Linked DNA regions of Homo sapiens: region 1 is linked to region 2. Evidence: read pairs that join two places in POLR2A ChIA-PET (ENCODE). Cell type or tissue: PC-3. All regions are shown on one strand. Each heading gives the region's core, and the rest is flanking DNA. Links, peaks and the distances in the headings are about the cores only. Region 1 overlaps ACOT7 (acyl-CoA thioesterase 7). Region 2 overlaps ACOT7 (acyl-CoA thioesterase 7).

What was found. Peaks named below come from ENCODE experiments on the same cell type or tissue, not always from the same donor. Only the 100,000 strongest peaks of a DNase experiment are listed, where the experiment ranks them.
Region 1: POLR2A ChIA-PET joins it to region 2 with 9 read pairs; 4 of 35 experiments call an interaction of 5 or more read pairs at or near these places.

The regions. Positions count from the first base shown.
Region 1 is chr1:6,372,483-6,380,353 of GRCh38, reverse strand. All of the region lies in intron 1 of ACOT7 (acyl-CoA thioesterase 7), which reads left to right. Among named protein-coding and RNA genes, the nearest start is that of ACOT7, 17 kb to the left of the region's middle. RefSeq lists an enhancer at 5,436-5,935. In PC-3, for the core only: a CTCF peak has its summit at 2,030 (motif pointing right); no DNase peak of the experiment used is centred there.
Region 2 is chr1:6,297,903-6,305,773 of GRCh38, reverse strand. The region is part of intron 6 of ACOT7 (acyl-CoA thioesterase 7); the gene reads left to right. Among named protein-coding and RNA genes, the nearest start is that of GPR153, 41 kb to the right of the region's middle. RefSeq lists an enhancer at 3,363-4,562. In PC-3, for the core only: a CTCF peak has its summit at 4,799; DNase peaks (open chromatin) are centred at 3,023, 4,023, 4,963 and 5,273; H3K4me3 peaks cover 1,995 bases; H3K27ac peaks cover 4,796 bases.

The sequences.
Region 1 (7,871 bases), core at 1,170-6,169, 74 kb before region 2:
TGCTGGGATTACAGGGGCGAGCCACCACACCCGGCCGAAAGGTGTTTATACCCTTGTCACATAGATCATTTGACCATATATATCATTTGAGTTTATTTCTGGGCTCTCTGTTCTATTGATTCTTATATCTGTCTTTATGCTAATGCCATACTGTTTTGATTATTGTAGCTTTGTGGTAAGTTTTGAAATCAGAAAGTGTGAATCTTCCAGCTTTGTTCTTTTTCATGATTGTTTGGCTATTTCCGATGTGATTTGCAAATATTTTTTTCCACTCACTGGGTTGTCTTTTTACTTTTTCTTTGCTGTGATGCCCAGGCTAGAGTGCAGTGGCATGATCTCAGTTCACTGCAACCTCCGCCTCCTGGGTTCAAGTGATTCCCCTGCCTCAACTTCCCAAGGAGCTAGGACTACAGGTGTGCACCACCACACCTGGCTAATTTTTGTATTTTTTTTCCAGCAGAGACAGAGTTTCAACACGTTGGCCAGGCTAGTCTTGAACTCCTGACCTCAAGTGATATGCCCACCTCAGTCTCTCAAATTGCTGGGATTATAGGCCACCACACCTGGCCTATTTTCTTTAAAGAGTTTTATAGGATAGATGCTGTGGCTCACATCTGTAATCCCAGCACTTTGGGAGGTCGAAGTGGGAAGACTGCTTGAGCTCAGGAGTTCAAGACCAGCCTGAGCAACATAGGAAGACCCCATCTCTACAAATTAAAAAAGTTAGCCAGGTGTGGTGGTGCATGCCTGTAGTACCAGCTACTTGGGAGGCTGAGGTGAGAGGATTGCTTGAGCCTGGGAAGTCAAGGCTGCAGTGAAGTGAGTTAGAGACCACAGCACTGCACTGGGGCCTGGGTGACGGAGTGAGACCCTGTCTCAAAAAAAAAAAGTTACATAGCTTTAGCTCTTACCATTTAGGTGTTTGACCTATCTTGAGTTAATTGTTATGTGTGATGTGCGGTAGGGGTCCAGCTCCATTTGCACGTGTGGACACACCTCTTTATAGGCTGGGGAGCAGGCATTAGAGGTGGAGCTACTTGCTTGCCGTCACAGCTGGCAAGTGGAGGCCAAAGACAGCCGCTGCATCCTTTCTTTGAACTCTTATACCTGAGGGTCATTTATCTCTGACCTGGAGGACAGAAACAGAAAGCCCTTGAGCAGGCTGAGCGCAGTGGCTCACGCCTGTAATCCCAGCTCTTTGGGAGACCGAGGTGGGCGGATCATGAAGTCAGGAGATCGGGACCATCCTGGCTAACACGGTGAAACCCCTCTCTACTAAAAATACAAAATATTAGCCAGGCGTGATGGCGGGCGCCTGTAGTCCCAGCTACTTGGGAGGCTGAGGCAGGAGAATGGTGTGAACCCGGGAGGCGGAGCTTGCAGTGAGCCGAGATTGCGCCACTGCACTCCAGCCTGGGCAACAGAGCAAGACTCCGTCTCAAAGAAAAAAAAAAGTCCTTGAGCAATAATAAAACTAGGACTCTAGGGACATTACTTCTCAGGGGCAGGCCACGCCGTGCACCTGTCCACATCTGTTTCCCTCCCCTTGCTGAACACCAGCCCCTGCCCTCGCCAGCCTTTCTGTCCTCCTTCCCTCCTCCTCCCCCTAAATGTTCATCTGTGGCTTTTGCCTGTCCCATGGCACATGATAGGCTCTCGCTGTCTGGGCCTCCCTGGGGGTAGGTCCCCACAGGAGACCTTACCAGGGCCATGCCAGACAGCTCAGATGTCTCTGTGCCCTGCCTTGAATCCTTTGGCCTCAGGGCTGGAGGTTCAGCTATGGCAGGTCAGGGGCTGGCAGCTGAGCTGTGTGAGGCTGGGAGCTTCTCTGAGCCTTGGGAGAGTAAAGGAAACCAAGTCCCTGATTCAGGAGGGCCAGAGCATTCCTCTTGCTGGCTGTGTGCCCATGAGCCCGGGACTGGGAGAAGGCCCAACGGTACCTGCCCCCATGGGACTTGTTGGCTGGGACCTGGGAAGGCCCGTGGTCTGTGTGCTTTGCTGTAAAATGTATCACTGGGGGACTGGACCATCTGCCGCAGTCTGGCGCTATCGAGGAGCACCCCGGCCACCAGCAGAGGGCATGCTGATCATAGACACTGCCCCTCCCTCCCTCCCCTCCCGACAATCTCCAGGCCACCAGTTCCAGTCTTACCTTGAGCCACTACCTCTCGGGCACCCAGGGCTGCTCTGGTGGAATTAATTTGAACAGTGGTGGCATTGTAGCGAGTGGATGCTTTGGCCTTGTAACTGGTGCCGTTGTTTGTTTGTTTGTTTGTTTGTTTGTTTTGACGAGTCTTGCTCTGTCGCCCAGGCTGGAGTGCAGTGGTGCGATCTGGGCTCACTGCAAGCTCCACCTCCCAGGTTCACGCCATTCACCTGCCTCAGCCTCCCGAGTAGCTGGGACTACAGGCGCCTGCCACCACACCTGGCTAATTTTTTGTATTTTTAGTAGAGACGGGGTTTCACCATTTTAGCCAGGATTGTCTTGATCTCCTGACCTTGTGATCCGTCCGCCTAGGCTTACCAAAGTGCTGGGATTACAGGCGTGAGCCACCGCACCTGGCCATTGTTTACAGTAAGTGCCAAACTTTGATGTTTGTGTGTTTCTTTGCTGTTTTGTTGCTGTGTTCACTCAGGTGTCGCTTGTATTTAGAACTCAGCTTTTACAATGGAATTGCTTTTGATACTACACTTTGGTGTCTCAGGAAACTACATCCTGCATGATTGATACTCTGTGCTTCCTTTAATGACAGGCAAATCTCACCTTGTCTTGTACCTTATAAAAGCCAGGCTCTTAGAAGTGGTGACACTCATAAACCAGCCTGAAGTTGCTGAATTGACCCATGTTATCTGACACCTATTAAGATTCTACTAAGATTCTTAATTCACCCATATCCAGCTTGAATTTTTACTTGATTTTGCATTTAATTGCTTCCATGTACCTACTAAGTTTTTACATAATGTATTTTTTTATTATTTAAATAGAGATGGAGTCTCGCTATGTTGTCCAGGCTGGTCTCGAACTCTTGGGCTCAAGTGATCTTCCCGCCTCAGCCTCCCAAAGTGCTAGGATTATAAGCGTGAGCTACCACACTTGGCCTTTACATGTATTTTTTTAATGTCTTTAATGGAATATAGGATTGATTTAATTGAAGAGTACATTTAGCTTTGTACAAAACTGCCAAACTGTCTTCCAAAGTGGCTGTGCCATTTTGCATTCTCACCAACAGTGAATGAGGGCTCCTGTGCTCCACATCCTCACCAGCATTTGATGTTGTCAGTACTTTGGGTTTAGGCCATTCTGACAGGCATGTAGTGGTGTCTCAGTGTTGTTTTAATTTGCAGTTTCCAAATGACATAAGGTGTTGAGCATCTTTTCATGTGCGTATTTGCTGTCTGTATATCCTCTTATATCAGGCATCTGTTCGGGTCTTTGGCCCTCTGCCGCCACCCTCCCACCTTATTATTATTTATTTTTATTTTTTATTTTTTAGACAGAGTCTCACTCTGTCGCCATGTTCGCTCTGCCTCCCAGGTTCACGCCATTCTCCTGCCTCAGCCTCCCGAGTAGCTGGGACTACAGGTGCCCACCACCACGCCCAGCTAATTTTTTTTTTTTTTTTTTTGGGATGGAGTTTTACTCTTGTTGCCCAGGCTGGAGTGCAATAGTGCCATCTCGGCTCACTGCAACCTCCGCCTCCCAGGTTCAAGCTATTCTCCTGCCTCAGCCTCCCAAGTAGCTGGGATTATAGGCACATGGCACCACGCCATGCTAATTTTTGTATTTTTTGTAGAGATGGGATTTTGCCATGTTGGCTAGGCTGGTCTCGATCTCCTGACCTCGTGATCCACCCGCCTCAGCCTCCCAAAGTGCTGGGATTACATGCATGAGCCACCGCGCCTGGCCCCTCCCACCTTATTTTTAAAGAGTCTTGCTCTGTCACCGAGGCTGGAAAGCGGTGGTACAATCACGGCTCACTGTAGCTTCAACCTCCTGGGCTCAGGTGATCTTCCTACCTCAGCCTCCCTAGTAGCCTTGACTACAGGTGCACCCTACTGTGCCTGGCTAATTTTTTTGTTGGTTTGTTTTTGTTTTAGACCAAGTTTCTTGCTGTTTTTCCTCAGGCTGGAGTGCACTGGCGCCATCTCAGCTCACTGCAACCTCCTGACTCCCAGGTTCAAGTGATTCTCCTGCCTCAGCCTCCTGAGTACCTGGGATTAAAGGCGCCTGCCACCACGCATGGCTAATTTTTGTACTTTTAATAGAGACAGGGTTTCACCATGTTGGCCAGGCTGGTCTCGAACTTCTGAACTCAAGTGATCCGCCTGCCTTGGCCTCCCAAAATGCTGGGATTACAGGCGTGAGCCACTGCGCCCAGCACCTGGCTAATTTAAAAAAATTTTTTTTTTTTTTTTGAGGTGGAGTCTCGCTCTGTTGCCCATGCTGGAGTGCAGTGGCACAATCTCGGCTCACTGCAAGCTCCACCTCCCGGGTTCATGCCATTCTTCTGTCTCGGCCTCCCGAGCAGCTGGGACTACAGGTGCCCGCCACCACGCCCGGCTAATTTTTTTTGTATTTTTAGTAGAGACGGGGTTTCACCGTGTTAACCAGGATGGTCTTGATCTCCTGACCTCGTGATCCACCCGCCTTGGCCTCCCAAAGTGCTGGGATTACAGGCGTGAGCCACTGCGCCCGGCCTAAAAAGTTTTTTTGTAGAGACAGGGTCTCCCTATGTTGCCCAAGCTGATCTTGAACTCCTGGGTTCAAGCGATCCTTCTGGCTTAGCCTCCCAAAGGGCTGGAATTAATCTCCAAGCAGGGATTGCAGGCATGTGCCACCACACCCAGCTAATTTTTGGGGTTTCTCTACGTTGGCCAGACTGGTCTCTAACTCCTGGCCTCAAGTGATCCGCCCGCGTCTACCTCCCAAAGTGCTGGGATTATAGGCATGAGTCACCGCGCCTGGCCTCTTATTGTTGAGTTTTAAGATTTCTTTGTATATTTTAGATACAAGTTGTTTATCGGATATATGTTTTGTAAACATTTTCCTCAGTCTGTGGCTTGTCTCCATTATCTTTTTTTTTTTTTTTTTGAGAGGAGTCTCGCTCTGTCGCCCAGGCTGGAGTGCAGTGGCGCGATCTTGGCTCACTGCAAGCTCCGCCTCCTGGGTTCCCGCCATTCTCCTGCCTCAGCCTCCTACAGGCGCCCGCCACCACGCCCGGCTAATTTTTTGTATTTTTAGTAGAGACGGGGCTTCACAGTGTTAGCCAGGATGGTCTCTATCTCCTGATCTTGTGATCCGCCCGCCTCGGCCTCCCAAAGTGCTGGGATTACAGGTGTGAGCCACCGCGCCCGGCCTGTCTCCATTATCTTAACAGTGTCTTTCTCAGAGCTGAAATCTTTAAATCAATAAAGTGGGAACTTCAGCCATGTAACTGATCAGGATGAACAGGGGAAGCCATCGTTTTCAGCAGATGCCAAACTTGGTTTTTCTCCTCTGACTCTTGACGTGGTTGTTCCCTTCAACTGGCCGAGACCTAGGGGCTCACTGATGCCGGGGTTTGTCCTAGGTTAGACGGGGAGTCTGTGGAATAGTGTAGGGTGTCCCAGCCACGGAGAACTCTCAGCTTGGCAGTTTACCCTCCATTTACAGGTGAAGACACTGAGGCCCTCCAGGCGCAGTGACCTAGGGGTGTGTGGCAGGTGGGGCAGGGACCCCAGTAGAGTGCAGACCTCACCTCCTTGGCCATTTCCACCTGCCCCTCATCCACCATGTGGCCTGCAGGTGGTGCGTGGCAGGTTGTGGTGCTTGATCTCCAGGATGTTGGGCAAGGCAGAGTCCTTGGCCCCCACGCTGTGGAGCTCAGCTTCTCCCCACAGGCCCCAAGCCTGTGTGTTCAGGGCATCCTCCTTGACATTTGGAGAGTGAGACTCAGGGTGGCCGTACTGACCCACTGGCCCCATACTCTGGAAGTACTTAGGGCCTGCTGGTCTGCCCACTGAGGGACATGCCTTCAGTCCCCATGGGCCTGTGGGAGGGCTTTAACCAGTGCCTGGCTGGGCAGGGCTCTTAGTCTTAGTGACTCCCTAACTGGAGCTCCCAGGGCCATTTGGCCACCTCCCTCCCGCCTCTGTTTGGGCTGAGGGACGTGGGCGCAGCTGCCAGCATGGGGACCAGGCCTCTGTCCTCAGGTGACTTCATCGCACCTGCTGCCACCTTCCCTTGCAGAAATTGGCAGAATTCCAGGAAACTTGCCCAGAGTAAGTGCCTCAAGTAGAAACAAGCCCAATGCATTTGCCATGGATATTTAATTCTCTAAAAGGCAGAGGTGGGAGGTGAAAGAGATACTTATTTAAACAGAGTTATACAGGAATAATTTCTATAACTGCACATATGGAAAGTATTCAGTTTGATCAGTTTTGACCTAGGTACAGACAGACTTCCTTTCATTGCACTTTGCAGGTCCTGCATTTTTTTTTTTTTTTTTAAGATGGAGTTTAGCTTTTGTTGCCCAGGCTGGAGTGCAATGGCACGATCTCGGCTCACTGCAACCTCTCCCTCCTGGATTCAAGCGATTCTCCTGCCTCAGCCTCCTGAAGGGCTGGGATTACAGGCGCCTGCCACTGTGCCCAGCTAATTTTTGTATTTTTAGTAGAGACGGGGTTTCACCATGTTGGTCAGGCTGGTCTCAAACTCCTGGCCTCAGGTGATCCACCCACCTTGGCCTCTCAAAGTGCTGGGATTATAGGCGTGAGCCACTGCTCCCAGCCAGGTCCTGCCTTCTTTACAAATTGAAAGTTTGGGGCAGGCGTGGTGGCTCAGGCCTGTAATCTCAGCACTTTGGGAGGCCGAGGCAGGCGGATCACCTGAGGTCAGGAGTTCGAGACCAGCCTGGCCAACATGGCGAAACCCCATCTCTACTAAAAATATAAAAAATTAGCTGGGTGTGGTGGCATGTGCCGTAGTCACAGCTACATGGGAAGCTGAGGCAGGAGAATCACTTGAACCTGGGAGGCAGAGGTTGCAGTGAGCTGGGATCATGCCACTACACTCTAGCCTGGGCAACAGAGCGAGACTCCTTCTCAAAAAAAAAAAAGTTTGTGGCAACCCTGCATTGAGCAAGTCTATTGGCACCATTTTTCGGCCAGCCTGTGCTCATGTAGTGTGTCTATATCATATTTTGGTAATTCTTGCAATATTTCAAACTTTTTCGTTATCATTTTTGTTATGGTGATCTATGACCAGTAATTTTTGGTGTTACTAGTGTAATTGTTTTGAGACATCACGAACCACGTCCATGTAAGACAGCAAATGAAATTGATAAATGTTGTATGTGTTCTGACTGCCCCACTGACCGGCTATTTCCCCATCTCTCTCCCTTTTCGTGAGCTCCCTCATTCCCTGAGACACAACAATTTTGAAATTAGACCAATTAATACCCTACCTCTAGTGTTCCAGTGAAGGAGAGAGTCACACATCTCTCACTTTAAGCCAAAAGCCGGAGGCCAGGCACGGTGGCACATGCCTATAATTCCAGCACTTTGGGAGGCTGAGGCGGTTGGATCACTTGAGGCCAGGAGTTCGAGACCAGCCTGGCCAACATAGTGAAACGCCATCTCTACTAAAAATACAAAAAACTAGCCAGGTGTGTTGACATACGCCTGTAGTCTCAGCTACTCAGAGGATGAGGCAGAAGAACCTCTTGAACCCAGAGGTGGAGGTTGCAGTGAGTCAAGATCGTGCCACTGCACTCCAACCTGGGCGACAGAGCGAGACTCTCAAAAAAAAAAAAAAAAAAGCCAAAAGTTAGACATGATTAAACTTAGGAAGGCATGTTGAAAGCTGAGATAGGCTGAAAGCTAGGCCTCGT
Region 2 (7,871 bases), core at 1,081-6,080:
AGTGAGGAGCGTCTCTGCCTGGCCGCCCGTCGTCTGGGATGTGAGGAGCCTCTCTGCCTGGCTGCCCAGTCTGGAAAGTGAGGAGCGTCTCTGCCCGGCCGCCATCCCATCTAGGAAGTGAGGAGCGTCTCTGCCCGGCCGCCCATCATCTGAGATGTGGGGAGCGCCTCTGCCCTGCCGCCCCGTCTGGGATGTGAGGAGCGTCTCTGCCCGGCCGCCCCGTCTGAGAAGTGAGGAGACCCTCTGCCTGGCAACCGCCCCGTCTGAGAAGTGAGAAGCCCCTCCGCCCGGCAGCCACCCCGTCTGGGAAGTGAGGAGCGTCTCCACCCGGCAGCCACCCCGTCCGGGAGGGAGGTGGGGGTCAGCCGCCCCGTCTGGGAGGGAGGTGGGGGGGTCAGCCCCCCGCCCGGCCAGCCGCCCCTTCCGGGAGGTGAGGGGCGCCTCTGCCCGGCCGCCCCTACTGGGAAGTGAGGAGCCCCTCTGCCCGGACAGCCGCCCCGTCCGGGAGGGAGGTGGGGGGGTCAGCCCCCCGCCCGGCCCGCCGCCCCGTCCGGGAAGGATGTGGGGGGGACAGCCCCCCGCCCGGCCAGCCGCCTCATCCGGGAGGTGAGGGGCGCCTCTGCCCGGCCGCCCCTACTGGGAAGAGAGGAGCCCCTCTGCCCGGCCAGCCGCCCCATCCGGGAGGGATGTGGGGGGGTCAGCCCCCCGCCCGGCCAGCCGCCCCATCTGGGAGGGAGGCGGGGGGGTCAGCGCCCCGCCCGGCCAGCCGCCCCGTCCGGGAGGTGAGGGGCGCCTCTGCCCGGCCGCCCCTACTGGGAAGTGAGGAGCCCCTCTGCCCGGCCACCACCCTGTCTGGGAGGTGTACCCAACAGCTCATTGAGAACGGGCCATGATGACAATGGCAGTTTTGTGGAATAGAAAGGGGGGAAAGGTGGGGAAAAGATTGAGAAATCGGATGGTTGCCGTGTCTGTGTAGAAAGAGGTAGACATGGGAGACTTTTCATTTTGTTCTGTACTAAGAAAAATTCTTCTGCCTTGGGATCCTGTTGATCTGTGACCTTACCCCCAACCCTGTGCTCTCTGAAACATGTGCTGTGTCCACTCAGGGTTAAATGGATTAAGGGCGGTGCAAGATGTGCTTTGTTAAACAGATGCTTGAAGGCAGCATGCTCGTTAAGAGTCATCACCACTCCCTAATCTCAAGTACCCAGGGACACAAACACTGCGGAAGGCCGCAGGGTCCTCTGCCTAGGAAAACCAGAGACCTTTGTTCACTTGTTTATCTGCTGACCTTCCCTCCACTATTGTCCTGTGACCCTGCCAAATCCCCCTCTGCGAGAAACACCCAAGAATTATCAATTAAAAAAAAAAAAAAAAAAAGAACGTACTTTTCTACCTGTGTACGGGTCGGATGGGGGTGTTTTTCTTTTCTTTTCTTTCTTTTTTTTTTTTTTTTGGTGCCACATTGTCCAGCCTGTGCTTCTCTCTTTAGCTGTGGTCGCCAGGGGCATGCGTGGCAGATACCCACTGACAACATTTCCCTGTTCCAAGTGATGAACACAAACCCTTCAAAAGGAGCGTCCCCTGGACTCTTGGAAGGAAACTGACACCCCACCAAAATTTCTGGGCCTTCCAGGAAGCGACCTTGCTTTGGTAGCCTCCAGGCTGAGGCCGCAGCCTCTCACTGGCCTGTCCTTCTTAGGGGTGGGCCTGGGGGCTCGTGTGTAGCTGCAGCCTCCTCTTGCTGGGGCCTCCATGGCAGTTGGGATGCAAAATCCATCTACCCTTTCTCTGCTTCCTTATTTTGAAAGTGAAGCATGGATACTCAAACATCAGGAAGCAGTCAAGACCTCCCCCCTTCCCTGCTTCAGACTCTATAGAATGTAAGGAATCAATGGGCGTGGGCAGCTCTTGGCCCTTCTCCCTGGGTCTATGATGCTCCCAGACGTCCGGGAACCACTTAGTGAATATTCCTCTGTCCATGGTCCCAGCCACAGAACCTGGGAGGGAGAGGCCAGGGCTGTCTCGCAGGTTCTCACTCAACTGGATCTTTTCAGAACTCTTGTAATTACTAACGGGTGGGGTATTTAAAACAAGATGAAGTTACTATCATTTTCTTAATATAGGAGGCCGGCGCCCACGCTCCGTCAGTTGGGATTAAATATAGAAATGGGGGCATCTCAGATTGCCGCCCACAGAACAGACAGCGGCACACGGGCTCCGAGCTGTGAACTGCCGCCTTGGGTTTGCAGGCAAGCCTGACCCAGTCACGAGCAAGGCCTTGGGAGAAGAAAATGAAGCCTTATTTTTAAGCCAGTTGACAGATCAATACTTAAAAACAAAAAAACACAAAACAAAAACCTATAAGCAGTTAAATGTTACAATTAAAAATACCTTTGGTACCTAACGTGTATACATTAGTGGCCAAGAAAGTCTTTTTTTTTTCCCCGTAATTCTTGAAATAAATGCAGCTCCAAGGACGGCGGGTCCTACAATTTTGTTGTCATCTTTTAAATTACAGATCTTGGGAGATGAGGACTGCCTGCGGTGGACTGTAATGTGCCAAAGTTATTTTCCAACGTTGGCAGCACCCGTTGTGCCTGCGGTGGGGGAAATTGATGAGGCTTTTCAGTAGGAACCTGGAAAGAAGCATCTTGGAAAAAACTTAGGCACTCGATATTTTAAATACAGCGGAAGAAAGTGAAAGGGAGACAGTGGCTTCCAGCGTCAGAAGCGGGGTGGCTCCCTCTGGCAAGGCAGGGGCCCAGGTGGACAGTGGTGGCAAGAAAGGCAGTTGTGAGGAAGGCACTATGTTTTTCTGGGTTGTTTTCTTAAAATTTAGTTTTCTCAGTTAACACATTGATTGTAGTGTCTTGTGTGTGCTGTCATAGACACAGGCATTGTGTGGTAGCAGTCTTTACACGCAGGACACGATGGGCACGTGGCTTTCTAATGATCTCACTTCTGCAGGGACCATCTGACCTCATTGCTCTCTCTCGGTGGCAGGTAACCAGCAGGCTTGGCACGAGGCCCTACAACAGGATGCCCAGGGTTGTGTCTCGCCGGTAGGAGAGGGCTTGTGATCAACAGTGGTTGATTAAAATCTCAGTTTTTATGAGATCACTTTCCTTCCCTCTAAGTAGCCAGCAGAGTTCAGCTGACACACAGACCATGGTTTTTCTATGTTTTTCTCAAGCCCACTGGATCGACACTAAAAAGTGCATTTGTGAAAACACAGACTGGGGTGGGTGGAGGCTGAGGCACTGGTTTTTCGCCAGGTCCGTCTTCTCGGGTGGGTTTCTGCTCCCGCCTCTGATCCTGCTGCCTCAACACCTGCAGGGACTGGGAGCCTTCGCTGTCGCAAGGCCAAACGCTTGGTTTTTGGACCGTTCTAAGTGTTTCCCCGAGAAAGGTTATCTCCTGAGTCGTAAAGTTGGCCTTGAGTTGGCCCAGGATCCTACTATGACTTCTCTGGGAGGTGCAGATGACCTGAAGTGGACAAAGATCCTTCCAGATGAGATCCTTTGGGAGCTCAGAGCCCTCCTGCCTGCTGCCCTGGCCAGTGTCCATGAGGCCAGCCCAGGTCTTGAAAGACCTCCTTGTCTGCCAGAGTCAGGATGCTACACCGTCCTGATTTCCCACCGCTCGTGAGTCACTGTTCCGGGTCCTTAGAATAAAACTCCAGGTGTGGGGTATAATCTGATAATAGACACACATGGTGGGATTACGACAGCCCCCCTGGCCTGGGCCCCAGAATAGCACTGACTCCATCCACCAGTCTTGGCCTTTTCCATCGTTAGTATAAAGTTGTTGTTTCATAGCAGGTCTGCCGCTGATCTAAACTCTGCGTGGTTTCCCAGGCCGGTGCGTGTGTGCTGGCTGCTGGGGCTGGAGGAGGCTGTCCCTGTAAATGTCACCGTCCAGCTCACACAGCAAGATCATTTTGAGTGTGGGCTTGGTTTTTTGGCCGGTCATCAAGCTCACCTGGCTTTGGGGTTTCTGGGACCGGATGAGCTTTTCCTGCCCTCATCTGTGACTAATTCTTGACGCAAATTGTTGCCTGAAGGAGCCACATACTTTGTGGCTGGGGCAGCTTGCTTGGGCTGGTTGTGACCTGTTAGTCAACCTGCATTCATTCATTGATTAATTCATTCATTCAGCAACCATTTCCTGAGCACCAGATGCCAGCTCTGTGTTGGGTCAGGGACACAGGGACAACGAGGCAGGTCCTCACCCAGTGCAGGCGTCCATGTCACATCATGCAGTGTGGTCTGGGGGTGCCGTGTGGAGCCTGCAGGAGCATGGGGGTGGTGAAGAGGGTATTCGCACACCAGGCACTCAATAGCCGCTCACATCTTCCCCTCGGGGTTGACTGTCACGTGCTTTGGATCCTGAGCGGTTTTCAGTAACATGAGGTCCCTTGTGGAGTCTCATACCAACAAGGTAGCCTTTTGGATAAATGGGGCAAACCCCGGTTTGAAGGAGCTGATTACAACTCCTTCCATTTATTCTCTCATTCTGCTTTTCAGGATGGAAGAACAAGGGGTTAATTGTAGGCACTTCCTAAGTTCTGAACATTAAATCCAACACGAACCCTTCCTTTCCCTCCTCCTTCCCCCACAGCTAAACCACCCTGAGTTGATGACACCAGCTGGTGGCCAGCACTGGACACTCTGGGTCTGTGACTTTGAACGCTCCTTCCTGCAATCATCTTGGGAAGAATTCCACTCTGGACTCGATGTCACAGGACAGGATGGGGAGGCAACATGGCATTGCCTCTGGTGGCCCAAGGTCAGGTCCGGTCCCATCCTACCCCTAGTGGTGTGACTTTGGAAGCGTGACTCTCCATGTGTCTGGTTCCTGACTTGTAGAATGGAGACAGGGAGGCTGCTGCCTCATCGGGTGTTGTCCAGTGAGACCCGGTGTTGGTCATTCTGTGTTTGTGGAGAGGGACCGGCCGCGCATCAGGATAGGGTGCTGTCCGGTGAGATTCCGTGTTTGTGGAGAGGGGAGGGGCCGGCCACACATCAGGATAGGGTGCTGTCTGGTGAGATTCCGTGTTTGTGGAGAGGGGAGGGGCTGGCTGCGCATCAGGATCGGGTGGGGTCCGGTGAGATTCTGTGTTTGTGGAGAGAGGCCGGCCACGCGTCAGGATCGGGTGGGGTCCGGTGAGATTCCGTGTTTGTGGAGAGGGCCGGCCGCGCATCAGGATCGGGTGGGGTCCGGTGAGATTCTGTGTTTGTGGAGAGGGCCGGCCTTGTGCATCACAGGATCGGGTGGGGTCCGGTGAGATTCCGTGTTTGTGGAGAGGGGAGGGGCCAGCTGTGAGTCATGGACTCAGGCTGCCTCAGTGAACAGACAAAGTTCACGGCTCATGGCACTGACTTTGCAGCCGAGTTCCTCTATGTGACATGCTGGGCCATGCCTGGCACCAGCTTCCCCGGCAATGCCAGCCGCTGCCCTCAGCATCCAGCTCACGGCCCCCAGCAGCATCAGGACCCTGTGTCCATGTGCTGTCCTGGCTCCTGATGCTAGGCTTTGGTGTCCCTTCCTTAAAACTCCTGCTTGTCCCTGGCTCATTTGTTCCTAGGAGGACCCTGACTAGCTGCTGGATGGCGACGTATCTCCCCCTGAGGAAGGCCACATATAGTGCACATTTGGTGATAAACTTCTCACATACTCCAGTTAACAATGTGTCTCCCCAGCACACACGGTCCTGCTGGAATCCTGCTGGCTCATCGTCATTCCTGTGCTCAGCTGTTGTCACTTCATCACCAGGTTGCCATTTTCTGAATATAAATGGTCAGCGTTTCATGGCAAATGCAGCTGGTCCTGGCCCCCATTGGAGGCTGACAGAGCTTCTGTTGGCTGCCCAGGGCAGTATTTAGAGTTGGTCTGTGGGAAATGCCGTGGAATTCCGTGGCACACCTGTGCTGGCTGTGTGTGTGAGTGGGACCACTAGTCCAGCTGTTGTGGTCACAAGTCAGTTTCTTTATGAGGCAGATCAACCTAGAAGAACTCAGTCTGTGGGCTGCAGCTCTGCCGCTACTAAGCCCCTTAAACACACGCACACACGTGCCCTACACACACACACACACACACACACACTTGCGCTCTCTCTCTCTCTCTCTCTGAAGCCATGACCTAGTACCTAGTCAGGAGGTGGCCGGGTGGGCCTCTCTGCCCTCTGTGTGTGGCGTCCGGTAAGGGGAGGCCGACTGTCCTCTGTGCCCTCTGTGTGTGGTGCCTGGTAAGGGGAGGCCGACTGTCCTCTATGCCCTCTGTGTGTGGTGCCTGGTAAGGGGAGGCCAACTGTCCTCTGGATCCCTCCTTTGCCCACCTGAGCCAAGTGTGTGGGGTTCTCAGCCAGCATGTTACCTGGTGTTCTGAGTTATTTCATTTTTCTTTCCTTTTCTGTTCAGCCTCCAAACCTCAGATCTGTCCCCAAAGCCCTAAATTAAATTAGTGTTCAGCTCAACAGATGTCCACCAAATCCCCACATCCCATGATAGCAGCTGCCATTGCTGGCAGCCACATGGTCATCCCATTTGCTCCTCAGTCACCTTGCCTGTGGGCGCCGTCACCTCCTCTGCCTGACAGACACTGAGCCCACGGCTCAGGGAGGGCAACCTGCCTGCCCAAGGTCACCCAGCCGGCAGTGGCGGAGGTGATGGGGACTCACTCCCAGCCAGGCTATGGCAGTGACTCTCACACTCTAGACGGGGACAGAGGGACTCAAGCCCCTCCAGGCATGGGCGATGGGGCAGGGGGATTCGCACCAGGCCTCATTCCAGACTCTGCTCCTGAACCACACTGTGGTAGGGGCCCACTCACAGGTGGGTGTGGTTAATTCAGAAGCTGAGGCTGCCCCCTCCAAGGAAGCCCTCGATATTGACACACGGATGATCCTATTCTGTTTTGTGTTTTCACTTCCTTGCCGTCCTGGGCTAGGGACCTGGCCCAACCGTCCTCTACCCTGTGAGGGCTGGGCTTGCTGGGCCTTTATGGAGGCCCCTTGCCATGGGAGAGAGACCAGGAGAGCCTGGTGGTGGCTTAGCCAACCTGCACCTTCTATTTCCAATAACAACATAAAACCACCTTGCAGAACTGTGAGAGCCAAGCCACCTGAAGCCCAGAGGTGCCCTGCCCTGCCTGGCACCCGGAGCGGCATCTTATTTGCCTGGGGGAGAAAATCCGCTGCCTAGGATTCTTTCCCTTGCCAAACAGCTATTTTCCCGGTATTTCACCTGCACTCTTTCTTCAGAATCGGACCTCCATGTGACTTAGGGCCTCCGTTGTTCATTTGAAAATGGGGATGCTGATTGAAAAATGGAGATGCACCTGGGCGCAGTAGCTCACACCTGTAATCCCAGCACTTTGGGAGACCAAGGCAGGTGGATCACTTGAAGTCAGGAGTTTGAGACCAGCCTGGTCAACATGGTGAAACCCCGACTCCACTAACAATACAAAAATTAGCTGGGCATGGTGACGGGCTCCTGTAATCCCAGCTACTTAGGAGGCTGACACAGGAGAATCGCTTGAACCCGGGAGGCAGAGGTTGCAGTGAGCCAAGGTTGCACCACTGCACTCCAGCCTGGGTGACAGAGAGAGACTCTTTCTCAAAAAGAAAAAGAAAGACGGGGATGCTGATGCCCCCAGCACAGGTTGAGCCGAACAGATGCCCCAGGTGTTTGAAAGGACAGGCGAAAGTGCAGCGAGCGTGAACCTGGCCCCTCCTCCCCTCACCTGTCCTACCTCATTTAGCAGCATCTTCTTATAGCTTCTGTGGGAAAAGTCATGGTAATAAAAACATAATGCTTTAATCAATAACACCCATGTCTCTGTTTTAGCTTTTTATTCTGGGAATGCTC